Linked DNA regions of Homo sapiens: region 2 is linked to region 1. Evidence: read pairs that join two places in POLR2A ChIA-PET (ENCODE). Cell type or tissue: PC-9. All regions are shown on one strand. Links, peaks and the distances in the headings refer to the core of each region. The heading gives the core; the rest is flanking DNA.

What was found. Peaks named below come from ENCODE experiments on the same cell type or tissue, not always from the same donor. Only the 100,000 strongest peaks of a DNase experiment are listed, where the experiment ranks them.
Region 2: POLR2A ChIA-PET joins it to region 1 with 6 read pairs; 2 of 35 experiments call an interaction of 5 or more read pairs at or near these places.

Annotation. Positions count from the first base shown.
Region 1 is chr5:139,406,872-139,411,261 of GRCh38, reverse strand. DNAJC18 (DnaJ heat shock protein family (Hsp40) member C18) reads left to right here. Exons shown (of 8, transcript NM_152686.4): 8 at 1-1,059. Among named protein-coding and RNA genes, the nearest start is that of SPATA24, 5.0 kb to the right of the region's middle. In PC-9, for the core only: no CTCF peak of the experiment used is centred there; no DNase peak of the experiment used is centred there.
Region 2 is chr5:140,251,699-140,256,088 of GRCh38, reverse strand. The region is part of intron 3 of PFDN1 (prefoldin subunit 1); the gene reads left to right. Among named protein-coding and RNA genes, the nearest start is that of PFDN1, 49 kb to the left of the region's middle. In PC-9, for the core only: no CTCF peak of the experiment used is centred there; a DNase peak (open chromatin) is centred at 1,938; H3K4me3 peaks cover 350 bases; H3K27ac peaks cover 3,943 bases.

The sequences.
Region 1 (4,390 bases), core at 216-4,215:
AATCCTTCTCATCACAAAGAGCTTGAAGGAACCCACGTCCCCAGATTAGCAACCCTAGAGTTCATCTGCTCAGGCCGGGAAATGTGTAAGCTTCCTTGATCAGCTCCAGGCCTCACAGCACGGGAGCAGTGACCAGTAAGGAAACGTCACTGCTGTGCTTTCTGTTGGAAATTGTTCGAAAATACAGTGAACTGGCCAGGCCCAGTAGCTCATGCCTGTAATCCCAGCACTTTGAAAGGCTGAGGCAGGCAGATCATTTGAGGTCAGGAGTTCCAGACCAGCCTGGCCAACATGGTGAAACCCTGTCTGTACTAAAAATACAAAAATTAGGCGGGCATGGTAGCACGTGTCTGTAATCCCAGCTCCTCAGGAGGCTGAGGCAGAAGAATCTCTTGAGCCTGGGAGGCAGAGGTTGCAGTAAGCTGAGATCACATCATTGCACTCCAGCCTGGGTGACAGAGCAAGACTCTGTCTCAAAAAAAAAAAAAGAAAGAAAAAAGAAAATACAGTGAACTCCAGATGCCACTGGAACATGGGTTCCAGCAGCCTGGCCAAGCTATGTGTCATTCTTTTTCCTCATGATACCCAGGATGGGCTTTGTGAGGAGGCACTGTGCCGTTCCAGTGGCTTTCTGTTACAGCTGGCCACACCATACAAGCAAGTACATCATCTGCATGCACTGCTCCTCACAGGAGCTTGCACTTCATTCATATTTATTCTGCCCTCATTTAAGGTATAAGCTTAGTGTCCTAATATATTTATTTTTGGAAAGGGCCAAGTTACAAAACATCTTTTTTTTGAGGCTGCACTGTTGATATGTCATGCAGTGGCCACCAAGAAAGTATATACTCGTGTTAGATACTGATTACATCATTTACATCACGCTCAGTATTTGGAATTAAAGATGTGAATGTTCTGTGACCAGAGTAGGGATGACACAAATGGAATCAGCTCCTGGTGGACTAAGAATCTTGAAAAAATCTGGCCACCTCATCCACTACATCTGGATTGAGTGTACTGCAACAAAGAAAAACATTAAACAATTTTATATTAAAAGAATGGCTACTTTTCCTTGGTTCTTTTACCTTTGCCCATGGCATCCTTGGCCACTGCACATCGCCTGACTCCCTTGGAGCCACTTCCGACTAAAGAAGCTTTTGACGCCTGCTCCAGTCTTCCCTCACCCGTCAGTGGGATTATTTGCATTTAGAATAGTAGATAGCATTGTTGGCATCAGTTCCACATTTTCTATCAGATAACAGCAGCTGCAGTACCTCACAGCCAATATACAGATCAAAACTACACTTAGCATCAGAAATTCAGGTGTTATCCCAGTTCCTTGCTGGCTTTGGTCCTAGTGGCCCATATTTAGGAAAGTTTTGGTTTAAAAATATAGTAAATGATATTTACATGATCCTAACTGGTCATGATAGCTTTCATTTGAAAAAGAAAGTGAGATGAGATTCAATTCAGCAATGATTGAGAACTTACTCTGAGCCAGGTGGGCTGGGTTTTTGGAATGGGGGTCAGGGAACAGGTGAGGCCCAGCACCAAGACTCCTGGAGCTCACATCTAATGGGGAGGCCAGGCTTTCCACAGCACTCCCCAGTGCAATGAATAGCTAAAGGGAGACCAAGGTGACCACAGACTGTATAACAAAGGGATTTAACCCAGTCTGAGGGGTCAGTGAAAGCAACTCTGAGGAAGAAATATGTGAAATATAATCACCCTTCCTACAGAGATGAGTAGATTTTTATTTAGTGAAGGAGAACGGAAGCAAGACTTCCAGTGCTCCCATTACCATCACTAGCACTTCCACCCATCCAAGTGCCAAAGTCAGCAACCCAAGCCAGGCACGGTTTTGCACACCTGTATCCCAGCTACCTCCAGAGGCTGAGGTGGGAGGATCACTTGAGGCCAGGACCTTGAGACCAGCCTGAGTGATATAGCAAGACCCCGTCTCTAACAATAAAATTAAAAAGTTGGCCAGGCACAGTGGCTCACACCTGTAACCCCAGCACTTTGGGAGGCTGAGGTGGGTGGATCACCTGAGGTCGGGAGTTTGAGACCAGCCTGACCAACATGGAGAAACCCCCATCTCTACTAAAAATACAAGAATTAGCCAGGCATGATGGCGGGTGTGTGTAATCCCAGCTATCAGGAGGCTGAGGCAGAAGAATCGCTTGAACCTGGGAGTCGGAGGTTGCAGTGAGCCGACATTGCACCATTGCACTCTAGTCTGGGCGACAGAGTAAGACTCCGTCTCAAAAAAAAAAAAATTAAAAAGTCAAAAACCCAGGAAACTTTGTGTGGTAGACTTAATTTGGCATCCCCTAATATTTATGCCTTTGTGTAGTCCCTTTTCTAATCGGGGCTGGCCTTTGACCTTTAACCAACAGAATGTGGCAAAACTGGCAGCTTCCATTTTTGTACTTGGAGGGAAGCCAGCTACCATGTAAATTCAACTACCTGAGACCACTACACTAACCAAAGGAGAAGCCATGCAGAAGAGAACCCAGCAACCAAGCTGACAGCAAGAACTGAGGACCCAAACACATAATTCAAGTTGAGCCATTTGTGTTACCCCAGATGATGGGCAGAGCAGAAATGTGCTGCCCCACCAAGTCCTGCTCAGTCTGCAGAATTGTGAGCAAATAATAAAATGATTGCAGCCATTTTTTTGCAGGTGCAGTGGCTCATGCCTGTAATCCCAACACTTTAGGATGCTGAGCCAGGCAGATGGCTTGAGCCCAGGAGTTCAAGACCAGCCTGGGCAACGTGATGAAACCCTGTCTCTACCGAAAAATATAAAAATTAGCTGCACACCTACAGTTCCAGCTACTAGGAAGGTTAAGGTGGGAGGATTGCTTGAGGCCAGGAGGCGGAGGTTGCAGTGAGCTGGGATCGCGCCACTGCGCTCCAGCCTGGGCGACAGTGTAAGACTCTGTCTTTAAAAAAAAAAAAAAAAAGTTGCTGTTTGAAGCCATTACATTTTATGGTGGTTTTTAGCAATAGACAGCCAAAACACCTTTTCCTTGTCCCCATATTCCCTTATTCCCTCTCTCTGTTAAGTTCCATCAATTTTACCTCCAGAATATCCTAAACCTACTCTCATCTCTGACACTATCTGACTCTCAAACTACCATCCACTTTCACTGCAGTAGCCTTCTCGGTTAAAGTGGTCTCTGTGCACTTACACAGCCCCACTCCAATCTGTATACCTCACTGCAACCAAAGAGATCTTTTCCAAGCATAAATTGGATCACGTCATCCTCTTGCTTAAAATATTTCAGTAGCTTTCTTTTGTCCCTAAAATAAAAATCACCAAAATCCTTAGCATGGCCTACCTTGCTTAGCAAGGCTCTGCCAAGTTCTTGGTCTCTACCCACTACCCAAGCCCCCTCTTGCCCTATAATCTTTTTCTTTTATGCCATGCTACCCTTTAATTACTACACTCTACCAGCCCCTTTTGCCCCAGGGACTTTGTATACACAAAGTATACACTGCTTCCTCTTTCTGGTATCCCTACCTACTCATCTGCCCCTACCCTCTTTGCTAAGTGCTTCCTAGTTACCTTAATAGGCTTCAGCTCAAACATCACTTCCTCACAGAAGCTTTCCCTTGCACAGAATCTTAGCCCCACCTGGCTAAGTTTCTCTTTAGATTTATCTGGTTGTTTGATTATTGTCTGACTTTTCCCACTAGACTAAGTTCCTGACTGGTTTTACCTGAAATGAACCTTGAAGGGAGTGGTGCCCCATCTGTCATAAGGATTTGCTCTAGAAGTGCAGCCCAAATTCTTTGACACTACTCCCATTGAAAGGTGGTGGGGTAGGGGGAGGAATCTGTGTGTCCTCCTCTGGAATCTAGACTCTGACTCCTTGACCAATAGAATACAGCAAAAATGACACTATGCCAGGTATCAGGCCCAGGCCTTAAGAAACTGGCATCTTCCATTTTCTGTCACTTTGAATGATTATCTTTAACCCAGTCTTCATGCTATCAGAAAGTCCAGGCAGCCTATGGAGAGGAACCAAGACCTTTGGTCCTCAGCCCTAGCAGAGCTCCCAGCTGACAGCACCAACTTGCCAGTCACGTGAGTGAGCCATGTTGGAACTGGAACTTCTAACTCCCCGTTGAACCATCCCAGTTCACACTGCATGGAGCAGAGATAAGCTTTCACCATTGAGCCTTGCCAAATTCCAGATTCATGAACAAAATGATTTTTTTCAATGACTTAAAAAAATTGGGGGGTGGTTTATTATGCACCAATAGATAACCAGAACATCAGCCAAAATGACAAGCCTGTGCAGAAAGGCAACCCTTCCCTGGCAGGATCACAGAGCTGTTTGTGATGTCATGTCATCCTGAGTCTCACTGAGTCCTGGTT
Region 2 (4,390 bases), core at 84-4,083, 840 kb before region 1:
GGAGGAGAATAGAAGTGTGGTGTCATGAAAGCTAGAAGGAGAAAGTGTTCCAAGAACTGTGTTGAACACTGTTGAGAGGTTGAGTAAGATGACAGAGAAGCACCCATAGAGATCATTGGACTTGAATCACAGCCAATTCATTAGAGGAGGTAGAAGTGTGATTGGAGAGGTCTGAGGAGCAGATAGGAGGGAAGACAGGGGAGGCAGCTGCCTTAGAAAACCGATTCAAGAAGTTTTGCAGAAAAAAGGCAGTACTTTCAGGGGACTGAGAGGTAAAGAAAGGGTTTTTTAATGGTTTGCCTCACCAAGAAGGATCTTGCAGAGTAAGAAATAGAAGATTAAGAAGAAAGGAAGGTTAATGGTAAGAGTGAAGTTTCTGAGAAGGTATGTGGGGATGAAATCATTGTCTAAGTGGAAGGGTTGTGTGTGTGTTTTTGTTTTGTTTTGAGACAGGGCCTTGCTCTGTCACCCAGGCTTGAGTGCAGTGGCATGATCACGGCTCACTGCATGCAGTCTCAACCTCCTGGACTCAAGTGATCCTCCTGCCTTAGCCTTCTGAGTAGCTGGGGCTACAGACATGCACCACCATGCCCAGCTGATTTTTTTATTTTTGTAGAGATGGGGGTCTCGCTGTAGAGATAGGGTCTCACTAATAGGTGGGTGATATTCTCGGCCAGGGTTCTGTAAATTACAGCCCAAGGGCCAGCTGGTCTCAAACTCCTTCCCTCAAGTGATCCTCCCACCTCAGCCTTCCAAAGTGCAGGGTTGTATTTTGATTCCTTTAAAAACACAGTACAGGGATGCTATCAATTTTAACAGTAGAGAAAGAAGAGACTATACATACAGGTGTAGGTCGATTAGTAGATTTGGTAGAGGGAAGATAGAGTTCTTATGAGATTTATTTTCTCAGCTGAGAGGAGGGAGAATAGGCGATTTGAGGAGACAAGACAAAGCATGAAATAGTTATTTTGGAGAGCAGACAATGAACATATAAAGGAGGTTTAATAGAATTTCCATAGTGCCCATTTGGGATTCATGGCTCTGAATTTAAAGTGAGACCATTCAGCACAGTTTAGCATTTTCCTCCAGCAACATTCAGCCACTCAGGTGAGGCATGGAGTGGGTAGATGGTTGAGTTTAATCTGGGTTGGCATTTTCCCAGGTAAGTGCAACAGAGGGAGAGAGGGACATAGGTGAAAGGGTAAATATAAGGAGAATAAATATAAATGATGGACTATATAAGCAAAGCTGGGTAGGAAGGGAAAAGCCCATGGAAGCATAATGGAAAATGAACAAGTTGTTGCGTGACGAGGTTGAAGAAATGCTGGAGCGAGAGTATCAGAAGTGACCTGGAAGAATATGAGGTAGTGGTGGTGAAATGGACACTTCAGAGGTGTGCAGCTTCTAGTGTTGACAAGACCTAGGGCATGACCATGGACCAGGTGGCTGAGGTGGGATAACTGTAAAATTGTGAGGAGAGAGGAGGCTGTGGTATTGGGTGGGTCATCTACATTCTTGTTGAAGTCACCTTGAATGGTACAGCTGTGGTGGAGAGGGAGACAGGGAGCCACTGATGATGACGGATAGTGCCCAGGATACTGGAAGATTGAAGCAACAAGGAGGGGGGAGTCCGGTGGCTAAGCATGATGCCATGAACTTCAAGGACCAGGGTTTATGAAGGATAAAGGAGGGGAAATGGTTTGGCAGTGAGCTGAATGAGTGGATGGAAGGATGGACAGATGGAAATGTAGGCTTTTATTAGGCAGCTTTCAGTGAAAGTTAAAAATCTCTAACTGCTGGACTCAGTCCTACCCTTTAAAGCCCCATCTTTTTAAGGAACAGACACTGGCAAACCACCGCCTGCCCCGTCCAGCCCACTGCCTGTTTCTGTGCTTTCGAAACATAGCCGTGCCCATTCATCTGCACCACACCCATTTGTTTACACATTGTCTGACTGCTTTTGTGCTACAATGGCAGAGCTGAGTAGTTGTAACAGAGATAACCCCACAGTGAAAGCCTGAAATATTTATTATCTGGCCCTTTATAGAAAAAGTTTGCTGACTCCTGATTTAGAACAAAAAGTTTGAGTCTCAAACTTCAGTGTGGGTCACAGCCACCCGGGAGGGATTGTGAAAACACAGATTGCTGTAGTCCATCCCCAGGGTTTCTGGTTCAGTTGGTCTGGGTCGAGGCATAAGAATATGCCCTTCTAATAAGTTCGCAGGTGATCCCGATGCTGCTGGGAGAGGACTGCACTTGGAGAGCCATTGCTTTCTATAGTTAAGGTAGTGATAGATTCCTTCTTCCCTTAATCTTCTCTGAACCAAAAGTCCCCACCGACTTCAGCTGCCCATCGCTTGACCCCATCACTTGACGTGATTTGCTGGCTTGTCATCATCCCTTTTACACCTGGTGCCTGCAGATGGTAGTGATTCTTTGGCTGAGGCTTGATCAGCACCATATTGCATTAGGACAGTTGCCGCTCCTGGCTCTGTGCTTCACTCTGAGCTTTCTATCTGGTCATTCCCAGGTTATCTGGTAGGCTGGGCTTTCTCTGGGACTCACATGAAGCTGATGTGTTAGGGAGGGCAGCAGTAGGTAGAACTCACCTAAACCTCAGGGGGACCGAGCAGCTAAACACTGTTGTTTGAAGAAGAATTTTTTCCCCTCGTGTATATCTGCTGTAAAGTGCTTGAGTGGTGTAGGGGTTCGGGTTCGTCTTGGCAGACTGAATTGGGGGTGCTAGCCAGCATGTGATCATAGGTGGGGTTTGGGAGTCTGACCCCATATGGTAGCAGTGTCAGTCTGTCGGCAGGTAAAAGCACACCTGGGAGGAAAACAGGTCAGCGCTTAGCTGAAGCAAGTCTTTTGTCCCTGTCCTTCAGCAGAAAGACCTCTGAAGGGTCTTTTCTGTCTTTCTTTTCTGAAGGATATTTCTAAAGTAGTATCTAGAAGATGCAGGGACAGTAACTCCTTCCGAGATTTCTCTTTATTCTCCTGCTCCATGCCTAAGATTGCTTTATCTTTCTTTGATTTGTCTCCCAGCGGTGTAGCTCAGTGGTTACCATATCGCCTAGCTGTGTCCTCTGGTGAAGTGGATGCACCCAGATGAGTTTACAAGTGGGCATATCCGTGGACCGCTTAGACCTGTCTCTCAGGTGTGGGGTTTTGCCTGCCTCTGTTGGCCCTCCTCACCCATCCAGGCTGGCGGCTCAGGGCACATGTGCCCTCAGGGCTCTGCCCTGCCCCTGCCTGCTGCAGCCGTGGCCATGCTGTCCCATTTTCCATCCTGCCTTCTCTGATTGTGTCCTCTTGTTGCCTTTTTTTCTGTTTTTGTCTTGTTTCCCCTGCCTTCTACCAACCTTGTCCCCCATCAAAACATGCTTCTTCAGCCCTCAGTGAGTTCTTGGCCTCTTGCCAAACATCCCCATTGTGGGCAGTTGGTACCCTCTGACCATTTTACAGATCTGCCAGTGAGCGAACACGAGAATTAGTGAGGCTTTGGGTTTTTAATTTGGAAGTCATGGTAGAGACAGCGAAAAGATGGCCATTGCCTTCAGTTTTTTTGATTAATAGTAGAGCTTGAAGTTGGTGGTGGTGTCCAGGAGCTGGAAGCTGTGGATTTTACACAAGAGAGAAGTATGTGACCAAGGCAGGTCACACTCAGGGTCAGAAACCGTGACTCCCAGCAGAGGGTCTCTGAGGACTTAGCTCTCACAGAATATCAGGAACAGAAGGGAACCTAAGTCTGCCTTGTGTGTTGCCTCCGATGCCTGGATTGGAGGGCAGGAGATGAGCCAGCAGGGCTATTTTTATTCAGATAAAAGTACATATCCGTATACATCCATAGTATGTCTCCCCTCTCCTCTGAGCTCCATTTAACCTGTTTTGTTTGTTTAGTCTTTAAGGCAAGAGTTCATGTGAAGAAAGTGTCGTGTGGCTAAAGTAGAAATGGGAGTGGGGTGGGGGTGGAGGGATGCACTGGTATTGCCCAAATCCTCATCTTACAAATGGGAAAATAGAGGGACAGAGAGGAGAAAACTCTTTTCAATACCCCAAGGCAGGATAAACAGGAAAGAAAGAAAGAAAGAAAAAAAAAACTAATTTAGAGAAGGAGAGCTGGAGACAAAGTTCCTAAGAAAAGAAAAAAGTCTGTAGTGATAGCGTCACAAGATGTATTACCTCAGGAGTCTATTTGAGAGATTGTGTCATGTCAGAAAAGTTCTAGGGACTGGAGCCTCTTTCCTTGGTAAGAGGATGAGAATGAAACACCAGCCCCTCAGTCTGACTCCTGGAAAAAAGAACCTCAGGCCGATGAGCAATAACTCCAACAATGTCATTTCCCTGGCCATGCTGAGCCCCACAGGAAATCTCAGAGTTTGTCATCACG